Linked DNA regions of Homo sapiens: region 1 is linked to region 2. The links are chromatin loops, found by intact Hi-C in ENCODE. Cell type or tissue: Calu3. All regions are shown on one strand. Links, peaks and the distances in the headings refer to the core of each region. The heading gives the core; the rest is flanking DNA.

Region 1 (10,827 bases), core at 4,673-7,172, 140 kb before region 2:
TTTTCTGGGTTTGCCTTGAAGGCTATACCTTTTTCTATGAGTTTTGCTCAGAACTGCTACAACCAGTGGGCATTCCTCAGCTAAGAAGAACCAGATGGCCATGAAGAGATGCTAATGCTCCCCTTCACGTCTCTTCTGGGCAATCCTTCTTCATAGGGCATAGGACTTACTGCTACTCCGAGACTTAACACTAATCCAAATAACCAAGGACAGTTGTCTTACATCGATGGCAGGTATAAACCAAAAGGACCCTACCTGTTTGTAGCAAGAAATTGACTTGTTTGGGAAGCAAAAGCCCAAACAAAGTTGAGAACTAAGTTGTACCATATATTACATATGGTACCAAAACAATTTTCTGATCCAATTAAAATATTTTAGGCAAAATAGAAATAGAAAGCACTATGGTTTTACAGCATAATGCTTAGAGATACTTGGAGATTAAAAACCGTATGCATCTAAGGGGAGAAATTAAAATATAGCTAAATTCAAAGCATCTGTGCTAATGGAGACATGATGGACAGTTTAAAACGCTATTATCTGTTCCTTCTACCTTCTCCTTTATCAAATATTTAAGAGGTCATGCAGAATAATTGAAAGATCAATTATAAGGGCAGAGTAATAAGAGAAGAATTGGCACCTTCACCAGCAATCAATGTGCACTTGAAGGAATTCCTGACCTCTCTGAGACCCAACATTATCGTCTTGAAAATGAAAACAATGACAATGGTCTCACTTGAAAAAAATTAATATAAGAATCAAATGAGAATATACATTGTATTAGTCTGTTTTCATGCTGCTGATAAAGACATACCTGAGACTGGGCAATTTATGAAAGAAAGAGGTTTAATTGGACTCCCTTTTCCAAGTGGCTGGGGAGGCCTCACAATCATGGTGGAAGGCAAGGAGGAGCATCACATCTTACGTGGATAGTGGCAGGCAAAGAAAGAAAATATGTGCATTTCTGTCTTTTTAAAACCATCAGATCTAGTGAGACTCATTCACTATCACGAGAACAGTGCAGGAAACACCTGCCCCCATAATTCAATCACCTCCCCACCAGGTTCCTCTTGCAACATGTGGGAATTGCGGGAGTTACAATTCAAGATGAGATTTGGGTGGGGACACAGCCAAACCGTAATATATATATATATATATTCATAGATACACATATATAAGAATATATAAATATATAAATGAATATATACATATATATGAATATATAAATATATATATATTTTTGAGACAGGGTCTCGCTCTGTCACTCAGTCTGGAGTGCAGTGGCAGGATCACAGCTCACTGCAGCTTTGACTTCCCATATGCAGATGATCCTCCCACCTCAGCCTGAAAATATTTTTAAAAGCTATATTAAACTAAAAAAATTGTGTGCAAATAATGCAAAATAGCATTATCTTCATCAAGATCAAAGTTGTTTCCAAGTTCTATCCCATTCCTATTTCTGTCCACTGGTGGAGGTGCTACTGATTGTTGAGAGGCAAGAGGATAAAGAAGAGAAGGGAATCTCCCCCATTCCCAAATATCAGCAGTGCTTTCATAATGTAGTATTGCCCTTTGCAGCCATGTCCTGACTACCAAAAATGCCCCTGAAAGAAAATTTACTTGGAGCTTTGTAGATTGATTTCCTGACTTTATGAATCTAGGAGAAAGGAAAACAGACTCTGGAACATCTCACCAGACAAGCACATGACAGCAATACAGGCCTCTTTCTAGGGCTCAGAAGCCAAACAGACTTTGTACCTATTTGCTCTCTTCACCCCCGTGGTGTGAAACAGACAGGAAGATGAGGTCATTTAGCAAATCATCTGACTCCAGCTTGAAATCAGTAACCCAGTAAAAAAAGTACTTGAGGAGCATAGGGACATCAAACCTAGGGACATCAAAAGAATGCCTGGCTTGGGCATTCTGATAAGGTCTAATATTGAGGAGAGGATGGTAAAAGTGACTCAATTGATACTTGACCCCAGAAAGTGCTCCTCCAGCCTCCAGATGCCTGGATCTACCTCTAGGGGTGGGAGGAACTGGGGAAACAAAGCCAAACTCTCTCAATCATGAGGTACTATGATATTGCATCTGAATTCTGAGTTTCTACATGCTGAAATAATACTGTTTTTTCTACAAAATAGTTTAATGTAGGAAGCTCTCCAAGACAAATCATAGAAATCCTAGAGTGAGGTTACGACTTGTCTGCAGCACCCACAGGTAACCTAGCAGTAACTGGCATAAGAAAAATGTCGAATGAATGAATGAATGAATGAATGAATGAATGAACAGATGGATGAATGAACTCCATGGGGCACCTAATGGTGGCAGTGATCGTTATTTTTCTTTGTTACGAAAATTTTCAAATATAAATAAAAATAGAACTGTATATTGAATCTATATATACCCATCACTCTGCTTCAACAATCTTGTTTTGTCTATTCCCTCATTTTTAGAGGTGAGCTATGTTATTTTTTTAATCTAAGGTATCATATCATTTCACCTGTAAATACGTCACTATACATCTCTGACTCACAAAGATGATGCATTTACACACTTGATAATAATTTCTTATCTTCTAAAATTACAATTTCTCTGTCTCAAAAATATTTTTTAAACAACTGATTTGTTCGAATCAGAATCCACGAGACTCCCACGCAAAATTGTATTTTTTTTTTTTTTAGATGGAGTCTTGCTTTGTCACCCAGGCTGGAGTGCAGTGACGTGATCTTGGCCCACTGCAACCTCCGTCTCCTGAGTTCAAGCAATTATCCTGCCTCAGCCTCCTGAGTAGCTAGGACTACAGGCACCTGCCACCACACCCGGCTAATTTTTGTATTTTTAGTAGAGACGGGTTTTCACCGTGTTGGCCAGGCTGGTCTCAAACTCCTGACCTCAGGCAATCCCCCCTCCTCAACCTCCCAAAGTGCTGGGATTGCAGGCGTGAGCCACTGTACCGGGCAAAATTGTGTATTTTTTTTTTTATCTCTTAAATGTTTGTAAATCTATAATTGTCTTTCTCATCCCACTCCATTTTATTAATATTATTGAATTGCTGGAAAAATCAGGTCATATGCCCCATAAAAAGTACCACATTCTGGATTTGGCTGACATGGTTTGTGGTGTCATTTAAGCAAATCCTCTACCTGTGTAATTCCTCGATACTGGTAGCCATATCTAGAGGTTTGATCAGATTCAGTTTACTTAAGGTGAATTTTGTTGTTGGCTATGTATTTCCTATTGCATCTCACGGGAGTAATCTTTTTAAACATACCAAATGGCAGGAGTTAATTTGGCCTGACTATATGCCAAGTATAAAATGTACCAGGTCTCTATTTTGGACCTACTAGAAATCAGATCCTCAAATTAAACAATATTCTCTCTCTCTCTCTCATTTGGTTTGTTTTAATGGATCTGTGTTGGTGCAATAATAAACTATAGGCAGCAACTATTTGCACGCAAATATTTTCTCAAACTGGGGACAAGAACAACAGTATAAGTTGGACAAGTTTAGCTGGCATTCTCCTTATTAGAGGAGGACTGCCACTCGTGTGTATAAACACTTCCAAGTTGGAAGAGTAGGTGAGAAGGGAAAATTAAACCATGATGTTTGGGGACTATAATGGTTTGCTGATAGTCACAGTCAGTGAAATACACTGCATAAGAGAACCTTAAGAATCAGTTATCTCTGTCAGTTTGTGATAAGTGCTATGGAGAAAATGTAAATTGAAGAAGAGGGATAAGGTATTAGGGCAGCAACTTTAAATATAATAATTGCATTAGGTTTCTGGGGCTGCCCTAACAAATTACTGAAAAGGAAGTGATTTAAAGAAATTGATTTTTTTGCACAGTTCTGGAGAATAGAAGTTCAAAATCAAGATGCCATCAAGGCCATGCCACCTCCAAAGGGTGTGGGGAAGAATCTATTCCACGCTTCTCTCCTAGCTTCTGGTGGTTTCCAGCAAACCTTGGTGTTCCTTGGGTTACAACTATATCACTCTAACTTCTGCCTCCAGCTTCACATTGCCTTATTCCCTGTGTATATCAAAATTTCCCTTTTCTTAAAAGGACACTAGTGATTGAATTTAGGGTCTACCCTTATTCAGTATGGCTTTGCCTTAACTTGAGTACATCTGCAGAGACCCTATTTCCAAATAAAGTTACATTCACAAGTTCCAGGCAGCATTTCTGGAGGACACTATTCAACCCGGTACAATGGTCAAAAATACTCTCCATGACAAAGTGGCATTTGAGCAAATATCTAAAGCAGTTAAGGGACGGGACCTGAGCAATCATTATTCAGGAGGAGGACAGTCCAGGCAAAGAATAGCAAGTGTGAAGGTGTGAGATATGAATGAGCCCGACATGGTTAGAGAACAGAAGAAGACCAGTTGGCTGGAGTGAAGGAAGTGAGGGGAAGATCTGTATGAACAGCTGTTAAAAAATTAAGGCAGGGGATAGGAGGAGCAAATCAATAGAGCCTTGGAGGCCATTTATAAGGACGCTGGCTTTGCCTCTGATGGAGATGGGAGTTACTGAAGGGTTCTCAATAAAAGTGTAACATTACTGGATGTATTTCATGAAGATCACTGGCTGCTATGCTGACAATAGACTGTGGGAAGGGTAACAGCAAAAGCAGTTAGAGGTTATTTCATTAATCCACGCGAGAGGCAATGATGGCTTGGGCCAAGGTAGTAGCAGTGGAGATAGTGAGACACTATCAGAAAATAAAAATAATACATAAAAATATCTCAAGTTTTTTTTCCATCAATACTTATCTAGTACATATCAAAGTGTTTTGTCACTTGTCAGTATCCATTATCAGACAATAAAAGCGAGTCCCAAAAGTTTAAGAATTCTTTTTATGAGAAAATCTTAAAATGAGAAGAACCTGAATGCTTCCTTTGTTCTTGCAATTCACAATGATAACCACCATAGGACCCGCTATTAGCCAGGAATTTATTTTACATTTATTATATTATTTAATCCACAAAATAAACCTGCAACACAAGCATGGTTTTTCATTTTTGCAAATAAGAAACTTAAAGTTCAGAGAAGTTAAGTCATTTATCTAAAGCCATACGACTAGATAATAACAGAGCCAGGATTCTAATTTATGCATGCCTAATTCAATCCTATAGTATTTCCATAAAGCTATAGTGTTAATTATGAAAAAAGTCATTATTTCCTGATCATTGTGGTCCAGATTTTTAAGCATCATGTTCTAGAGAGACTTCATTTAAGATTCTTTACTTGTAAGTAGTTGATTAGTCAATTTGACTAATTGGCCAGGAAGATGGTGGAAAGAGACACTTTAGTAGTCGAATGTTAGGAAAGAAAGAGACTAGTACATATCTCATAACCAGTGGTGTGTGAGAGCCAGTGCTGATGCTAATAAGAGCCAATTGTCCTCATCTTTTCCCGACTCCAGTCAGTAACGCCACATGACAGCTTGAAATAAGCCATGGTGGAAGTTTTCAACACAGAGAAATCAACAAATACAGTGAGTCAAGGCGTTTTAAATTCATGGATATAGTTTAGTAGCCTACTATTGCCTATAATTCAAACTCAATCACAACAAAATATAAAAGTGTGTGTGTGTGTGTGTGTGTACGTGTGTGGGCCAAGGGTGGAGGGAGAGAGAGAGAGAAGAAAAGGAGGAGGAGGAAGAAGAGAAGAGACAGCATCATCAACTTGCTAGGTGTGGTTAACGTCTAACATTAGTTTTTAAAACTGCCTCATGTTCAATATAAGTCATAATAATAGAAATTGTCTACTTGTCAGATAAATGCGTTTTACATAAGTCTGTGATTGTGTGTTTCCTGGTTTGCCTCAGCAAAATGACTATAAGACTTAATGCATTTTCAGCCACAACTTGGATAATTCTAGACTGGTTTTCCCTCTCCGCAAACCAACACCTAGCATAGCCTTCCCAGCTGGTGTTTCTTCAGCAAATACAATTTTGGTAACCTCAGTTCTTCAATGGAAGACTGAGCCGACAGTAATCCAGTGGAAGCCTGTGACATGGGTTTCCAGAGCTTTGGCTTCTCTCTCAATAGAAGCAAGTGGTGACGTTTCCTTCTCTGGGTTGCCCTGGAGGAATGTCCTTTCACCAACAGAGACTGAGAAGGAGAACCAGTTTGAATATTAACCAAAATAAGAATGATTTATTTGCCATGGGGAAAAAAGTCAGAGTCGCTCCATTTGGATGGTGTTATTATATCTGAAAGCGAGGTAGAAATTGTGCAGAGGTTATTGGTTATTTTGGATTAGCCTCACAACGTGTATCTTCCACCACTATTTATTCTAAAAAGCAGCAGCATGTATCCTGAACTAACACACATACACACACGCACCATGCACACACACACACGCTTAACACACATGCACATATTGCTACAGAAACTCTCCTGAGCCCTTTCTCAGGGAGACATTTCTTCTTTCTGTGTCCCTTCATTGCTGTGCTCAGACATAATGTATCACTTCCCACTTTATCTTCCCTCTCTCACCAATCATTGCAGCCTCTGTAAGCCAGACCCAGGCTTAGAGTCTTGTGGTGAAAGTCCAGATACCAGAGACAGCCTCGAAAGGGTATTGAGTCACAATCGAAGTCAGAAAAAATGAATCTGATGAGGCCTTTGATGCAGAGGAAAGAAACAAACGGCAGGAGCTGAGATACAATGCCAAAGTGTGGCTGGGCGCAGTGGCTCACACCTGTAATCTCAGCACTTTGGGAGGCCAAGGCGGGTGGATCACAATGTCAGGAGTTCAAGACCAGCTTGGCCAAGATGGTGAAACCCCATCTCTACTAAAAATACAAAAATTAGCTGGACGTGGTGACGGGTGCCTGTAATCCCAGCTACCTGGGAGGCTGAGACTCTGTCTCAAAAAGAAAAAAGAAAGCCAGAGAAGGACAAGGAGCCTGGCAGACTGAAAGCACGGAGCAGTGACAGGAGCAAACAAGAGGAACATGATCAGTGTGCATTCCAAAGTTGGGTTGGAGAGTGTGCACCACTTATAGCCTTTTCATTTCTACATAAAATTGTAGCAAGGGTTAGTGTTGCCTAGCGGTTAAAAGCACAAACCCTGGAACCGATTACCTGGGTTTAAAGACTGGCTCTGCCACTTACTAGTTCTGTGACTCCTGAGTCAGTTTCCTCATTTGTAAAATTGAGACGATAGGTTTTAGTGAACTGGATTTTTATGAGGTCTAAATAAATTAATACCTGTAAAGTACCTCAGAAGAGTGTCTATATAAATAGACGTGAAAGTAAGACAATACACATCCATGCACCTAGCATCAAGAAAAAGGATTACTAGCATGATTGGAGTGCCCTTTTCTTTATCTCCCTACTTCCTCTCAGAAGTAACCACCACCTTGAATTTGTGACTTATTGCCACTATTTTTATATACATTTATTTATATGAATATTTGTACCTCTCAGCAATAATTTTATTTTTCATATTTAAACCATGTATAAAGGGCATCATGCTTTCTGTCTTCTATAACTTGCTTTGCTTATTTAATCCATCTATGTTGATACAAGCAGCTCTGGGCCATAGAGCCACACCATTGTTGTTATTGTTAGAGTATTCCCAACGGATGCATGCACCATAACTTATTTGTCTGTTTTCCTATTGATAGACACTTAAGTTATTTCCACTTTTGGCTATTCTAAACATTCTTAGACATATTTCTTAGCAAACAAGTGGGGGTTACTGCAGGCTGTTTTAGAAGTAAAATGTCTGAGTTTTAAGGTAAGCTTATTTTAAAATTTACTTAATATTTTTTAAATTATTCATTTAAGATGTTTGGAAAAATTAATGTTATTTTGCATTATCATCAGCACCGTGCTATGTGCTAACTACTACTGTCGACCCTTGACACAACTAACTTATTTCATTCTGATAACAACACTATGAGGGAAGTTATACTATTTCCCTTACTTTATAGAATTTCAGCAATATTCCTTAAATAACACAACTGGTAAGCCACAGAGTTAGGATTCATACCTAGAGGCATTATTTTCAGAATCATGCTAAACGCAAAATAGAATATAATAAAAAGCCAAGATATTTTGGCCAAAAAAGCATTTTAAGACAGATAAAAAGATTTCATTGAAGGGGATGAGACTTCAAATAATCCAATATGACCCCATTTAAATAATTATATCTGTAGGGAGCCTATTTCCAAGGCAGGCACGTTCTGAGGTTTAGGTAGACATGAATTTTGGAGGGGCATTACTCAAACCAGTACAGGGATCCCTTTCTACCATATGTGGCCAAGGAAAGGAGTCTAATCCACTTTTCTTATGACAAGCCTTTGAATATTTGAAGAGTTGTGCTAGTCACAGATGTCCCCTCCCTCCCCACCCTGCAACATAAAGGCTCTCTTGCTCTGGCCATACATGCCCATTTCAGTCAGGCCACATTGGGAGCCCTCAGCAGTTCTGATTCCCAGAAGGGTCCCCTCACTGTCCAAGTGGTCCTGCTCTGGACACACTTCCATTTGTCAGTGTCTTTCTCATGAAAGAGTATGCATAACAGAAAACGCTTTTCCTGGTGTGGACAGACCACTGCAGGGTACAGTGAACCCGAAGAGTTGTCACTAGCCACTATAATTATGGTTAAGTCAGGCTGTGTGACCTGTGCAGTTCTAGATCTTTCAGAAGACTTGGGTAGTAGTTCTAGTTCTGTCTCTCACTCTGAACAGAAGTAAATCAAGGTTCCTGCACCAACATTTCTTAACCTTTAGAAACAGGACTACTTGCCTAACCCGTTTGTCAATGATGTTGTGAGGATAAGTATAAGATTGGTACAAAAGATTAGATAAAATCCTCAGATTAAAAAAAATAGAAAGAATGTGGAATGGCCATAAAACCACAATGCAATGGAATTTAACCTTGTTTTATGCTATGGGGTCCTTTGATCATCCAGGGAAATCTATAGTGCACCTCTCCAGAAAATGCATATACGAACAGGCACACAGACGCTTGTGTGAAGCGTGTGCATGTACATGTGCTTCACACTCATTAGGGAGTTAAATCATCCTGGAGTCCAGACACAGCTTCCCTCCATTCTCTAATGAAGACGTGACCTTGAGCATGAGCATTAAACGAGTACAGCAAATGGTATTCCTTCTTCATTCACAAGTGACCATTCCATTTTAAAACTGAGGCTATTCAATCAGTCCAGAAACCTAAGCACATCACATGCGCATGGTTGGAATGGAGCAGAAGTGTTTAGGGACCGAATCGAATGTCTGTGAATGGTTAGACCTGTTTTCTTTGTCTTTTTATTTTTATTTTTATTTTTATTTTTTTTTGAGACGGAGTCTTGCTCTGTCACCCCAGGCTGGAGTGCATTGGTGCGATTTCCACTCACTGCAACCTCCGCCTCCTGGGTTCAAGCAATTCTTCTGCCTCAGCCTCCTGAGTGGCTGGGACTATAGGTGTGCGCCACCACGCCTGGCTAATTTTTGTGTGTGTTTTTTTTAATAGAGACGCGGTTTCACCATTTCTCTCAGGAGAAAAGCAGCATCTCTGAAAGTGTGGTCCCCAAGACCACTGCATCAGAATGACCTGGAAGTGCTGATTAAAACACAGATTCCGGGCGGGCGGCGGTGGCTCACGCCTGTAATTCCAGCACTTTGGGAGGCCGAGGCGGGCAGATGACGAGGTCAGGAAATCAAGACCATCCTGGCTAACACGGTGAAACCCCGTATCTACTAAAAATACAAAAAATTAGCTGGGCGTGGTGGCGGGTGCCTGCAGTCCCAGCTACTCGGGAGGCTGAGGCAGGAGAATGGCGTGAACCCGGGAGGCAGAGCTTGAGTGAGCCGAGATCGCGTGACTGCACTCCAGCCTGGTGACAGAGCGAGACTCCGTCTCAAAAAAAAAAAACAAAAAACAAAAAACAAAAAACAGATTCCCTGGTACCCCCACCACAGACCTTTCCAGAGAAGTCTCTGAGGCTGAGCCCAGGAATTTACTCTAGTAGCCAACTTCCGGGATGACTGTCGTAAATACTACAATTTGAGAACTATTGCTCTGGAGGCTGAATTAAGCAATGAGCATACTGATGAATACTCACTTTTGAAAAGCCTAAAGGTAGACCTCCATGAAAACTATTCGTAGGATTTCCTTTCTTCCTTTCCTTATCTTAAAATGATATAATCTTTTTGAAAAAAAACCCACAAACCTGCGTGTATATCATTTCACTTCAATGCATAAATGTGACCTATACCTGCATAAAGACTATTTTCAGTTTTTTCCTTTTTGCATGGCTCCCACCCCTTTTCTCTGCCCTTGTCTCCACCAGGCCCCTAGTAATCTGTACTGCAACCTCCTTGATAATCCTTCATATATACCCACAAACATATATACCCAAATATATATAAATAGGTGTTGCTTTTTATATTACTAAAATAGAAACATCTTTTCCATGCTTTTCTGTACCTTGCTTTTCTCACTCAAAAAAACCTAAAGGAATATTCCCATGTCACAAAATTTGACTCTAATTTATTCCTTTGAATGGTTACATATGACTTCACAGTATGGATAAGTCATAACATACTCAGTCATTCTCCATTGACAGGCATATTTTGTCCTAGCTTCCTGCTGCTATAAATGATACAATTAACAACCTTGGGGGCAGGGAGTGGTGGCTCATGCCTGTAATCCCGGCAATTTGGGAGGCCGAGGCGGGTGGATCATGAGACCAGCCTGGCTAAGATGGTGAAACCCCGTCTCTACTAAAAATACAAATACAAAAATTAACTGGGCATGGTGGTGGGCACCTGTAATCCCAGCTACTCGGGAGGCTGAGGCA
Region 2 (2,500 bases), core at 1-2,500:
GTAGTTTTATAGTTTTAGGTCTTACAATAAAGTATTCTATATTGGGTTGATTTTTTATAGGACAAAAAGTGGGGGGTTAATTTTATTCTTCTGCATATGGACAATCAGTTTTTCCTAGCACAATTTATTGAAAAGATTGAAAAGAAACCAGTTATTTTTCTTGGTACTTTTGTCAAAAATTAGTTGACTGTAGATAGATATATTAATTTCCGGTTCTCTGTTCTGTTCCATTTGCTTATGTGCCTGTTTTTATGGCAGTACAATGCTGATTTGGTTACTACAGCTTTGTAATATATTTCGAGATCCGATAATGCGATACTCCTAGCTTTGTTTTTGTTGTTGTTGTTGTTTGTTTAAGATTGCTTTGGCTATTTGAGGTCTTTGTGGTTCTACACAAATTTTAAGATTTTTTTTTCAATTTCTGTGAGGAATGTCATTGTCATTTTGATAGAGATTGCACTGAATCTGTAGATTGTTTTTGGTAGTAAGGCCGAAGCCTGGAGCATGGGATTTCTTTCCATTTGTTTGTATCCTCTTCCATTTCTTTCAATAGTGTTTCATAGTTTTTCTTTTACATCTTTGGTTAAATTTATTCCTCAGTATCTTCTTTTGTAGCTATTGTAAATGGTATTGACTTTTTGCATTCTTTTTTGGCCTAGTTTGTTGTTCTTTAATAGAAATGTTACTGATTCTTGCATGTTGATTTTATATTCTGCAGATTTACTAAAGTCGATTGTCAGTTCTAAGTGTATTTTGGTAAAGTCTTTAGGATTTTCTACATATAAGATCATGTCTTCTGCAAACAGGGACAATTTAACTTCCTCTTTTCCAATTTAGGTGTCCTTTATTTCTTTCTCTTGCCTAAGTGCTCTGGCTCGGATTTCCAGTACTATGTTAAATAAGAGTGGTGAGAGTGGGCATCTTTGTTTCAGTTCTTAGAGGGAGAGCTTTCTGCTTTTTCTCATTCAGTATTATGTTGGCTGTGGGTTTGTCATATATGGCCTTTATTGTGTTTAATTACTTTTATTCTATACCTAATTTATCGAGAATTTGTATCACAAAGAGAAGTTAAATTTTATCCAATGGTTTTTCTGCATCTATTGAGATGATCACATGGTTTCTGTTCATAATTTTGCTGATGTGATGTTTCTCATTTATTGATTTCCATATGTTGAACTATTTCTCGGATAATTCATGCCCACTTGATCATGCTGTATTATCTTTTTGATGTATTGTTGCCATCAGTTTGCTAATATTTTGTAGAGGACTTCTGCATCTATGTTCATTGGGGATATTGGTCTATGGGTTTTTTTGTGTGTTGTGTCCTTGTCTGGTTTTGATATCAGGGTTATGCTGGTCTCATAAAATGAGTTAGGAAGAGTTCCCTTCATTTCAGTCTTTAAAAAAATTTTTGAGAAGAATTAGTGTTAATTCTTGTTTAAAGATTTGGTAGAATGCAACATTGAAGCCATCTGGTCCTGGACCTTTCTTTGTTGAAAGACTTTTTATTACAACTTCAATCTCTTTACTTATTATTAGGCTATTCAGGTATTCTATTTATTCTTGGTTCAAACTCGAGAGGTTGTATGTGTCTAGAAATTTATCCATTTTCTCTAAGTTTTTACATTTATTGGTTTATAGTTGTTCATAGCAGTATCTAATGACCCTTTGTGTTTCTGTGGTATCTGTTGTGATATCTCTATTTTTGTATCTGATTTTATTTATTTGGGGCTTCTTTTTTCTTTTTCTTAGTCTAGCTATTGTTTGTTTATTTTGTCTTTCTTTTAAAATAAAAACCTTTAATCAACTTTTTGTTTCATTAATCCTTTGTATATGTTTTCAGTCTCAATTTCGTTTATTTCTGCTCCGATCATTATTATCTCTTTCCTTCTACTATTTTGGGGTTTGGGTTGTTCTTGCTTTTCTAGCTCCTTGAAATGTATCATTAAGATGTTTATTTGAAAATTTTCTAGATTTTTGAAGTAGACATTGGTTTCTATAAACTTCCCTCTTACTACTGCCTTTTCTGTGTATCGTCAGTTTTGGTATGTTCTGTTTCTATTTTCATTTATTTCAAGAAATTTAAAACATTTCCTTCTTAATCTCTTAATTGATTTAATGGTCATTCAGGAGCATATTGTTTAATTTCCATGTATTTGTACAGTTTCCAAAGTTTCCCTGATTATTGACTTCTGGTTTTATTCCATGTGGTCTTAGAAGGTATTTAATATAATTTCAATTTGTAAAATTTTTTCGAGACTTGTTATGTTTTCTAACATATGATTAATCTTGGAAAATGTTCCACGCACTGATTAAAAGAATGTGCCCTCTGCAGCTCTTGGGCAAAAAGTTCTGTAAATGTCTGTTAGGTTCATTTGGTCTATGGTGCAGCTTAAATCCTGTGTTCTTGGATTTTTGATTTTTCTGTTTAGATAATCTCTCCAACGCTGACAGTGAAATGTTGAAGTACCCAAATATTATTTTGTTGTTTCACTTTAGA

The links. Hi-C counts contacts between places; a loop is a spot of excess contacts. Peaks named below come from ENCODE experiments on the same cell type or tissue, not always from the same donor. Only the 100,000 strongest peaks of a DNase experiment are listed, where the experiment ranks them.
Region 1: it touches region 2 in a loop (2.1-fold over the local background); 1 of 110 quality-filtered maps calls a loop at or near these places.

The regions. Positions count from the first base shown.
Region 1 is chr5:39,428,605-39,439,431 of GRCh38, reverse strand. No RefSeq gene overlaps it. Among named protein-coding and RNA genes, the nearest start is that of DAB2, 9.0 kb to the right of the region's middle. In Calu3, for the core only: no CTCF peak of the experiment used is centred there; a DNase peak (open chromatin) is centred at 6,051.
Region 2 is chr5:39,293,577-39,296,076 of GRCh38, reverse strand. All of the region lies in intron 9 of C9 (complement C9), which reads left to right. Among named protein-coding and RNA genes, the nearest start is that of C9, 70 kb to the left of the region's middle. In Calu3, for the core only: no CTCF peak of the experiment used is centred there; no DNase peak of the experiment used is centred there.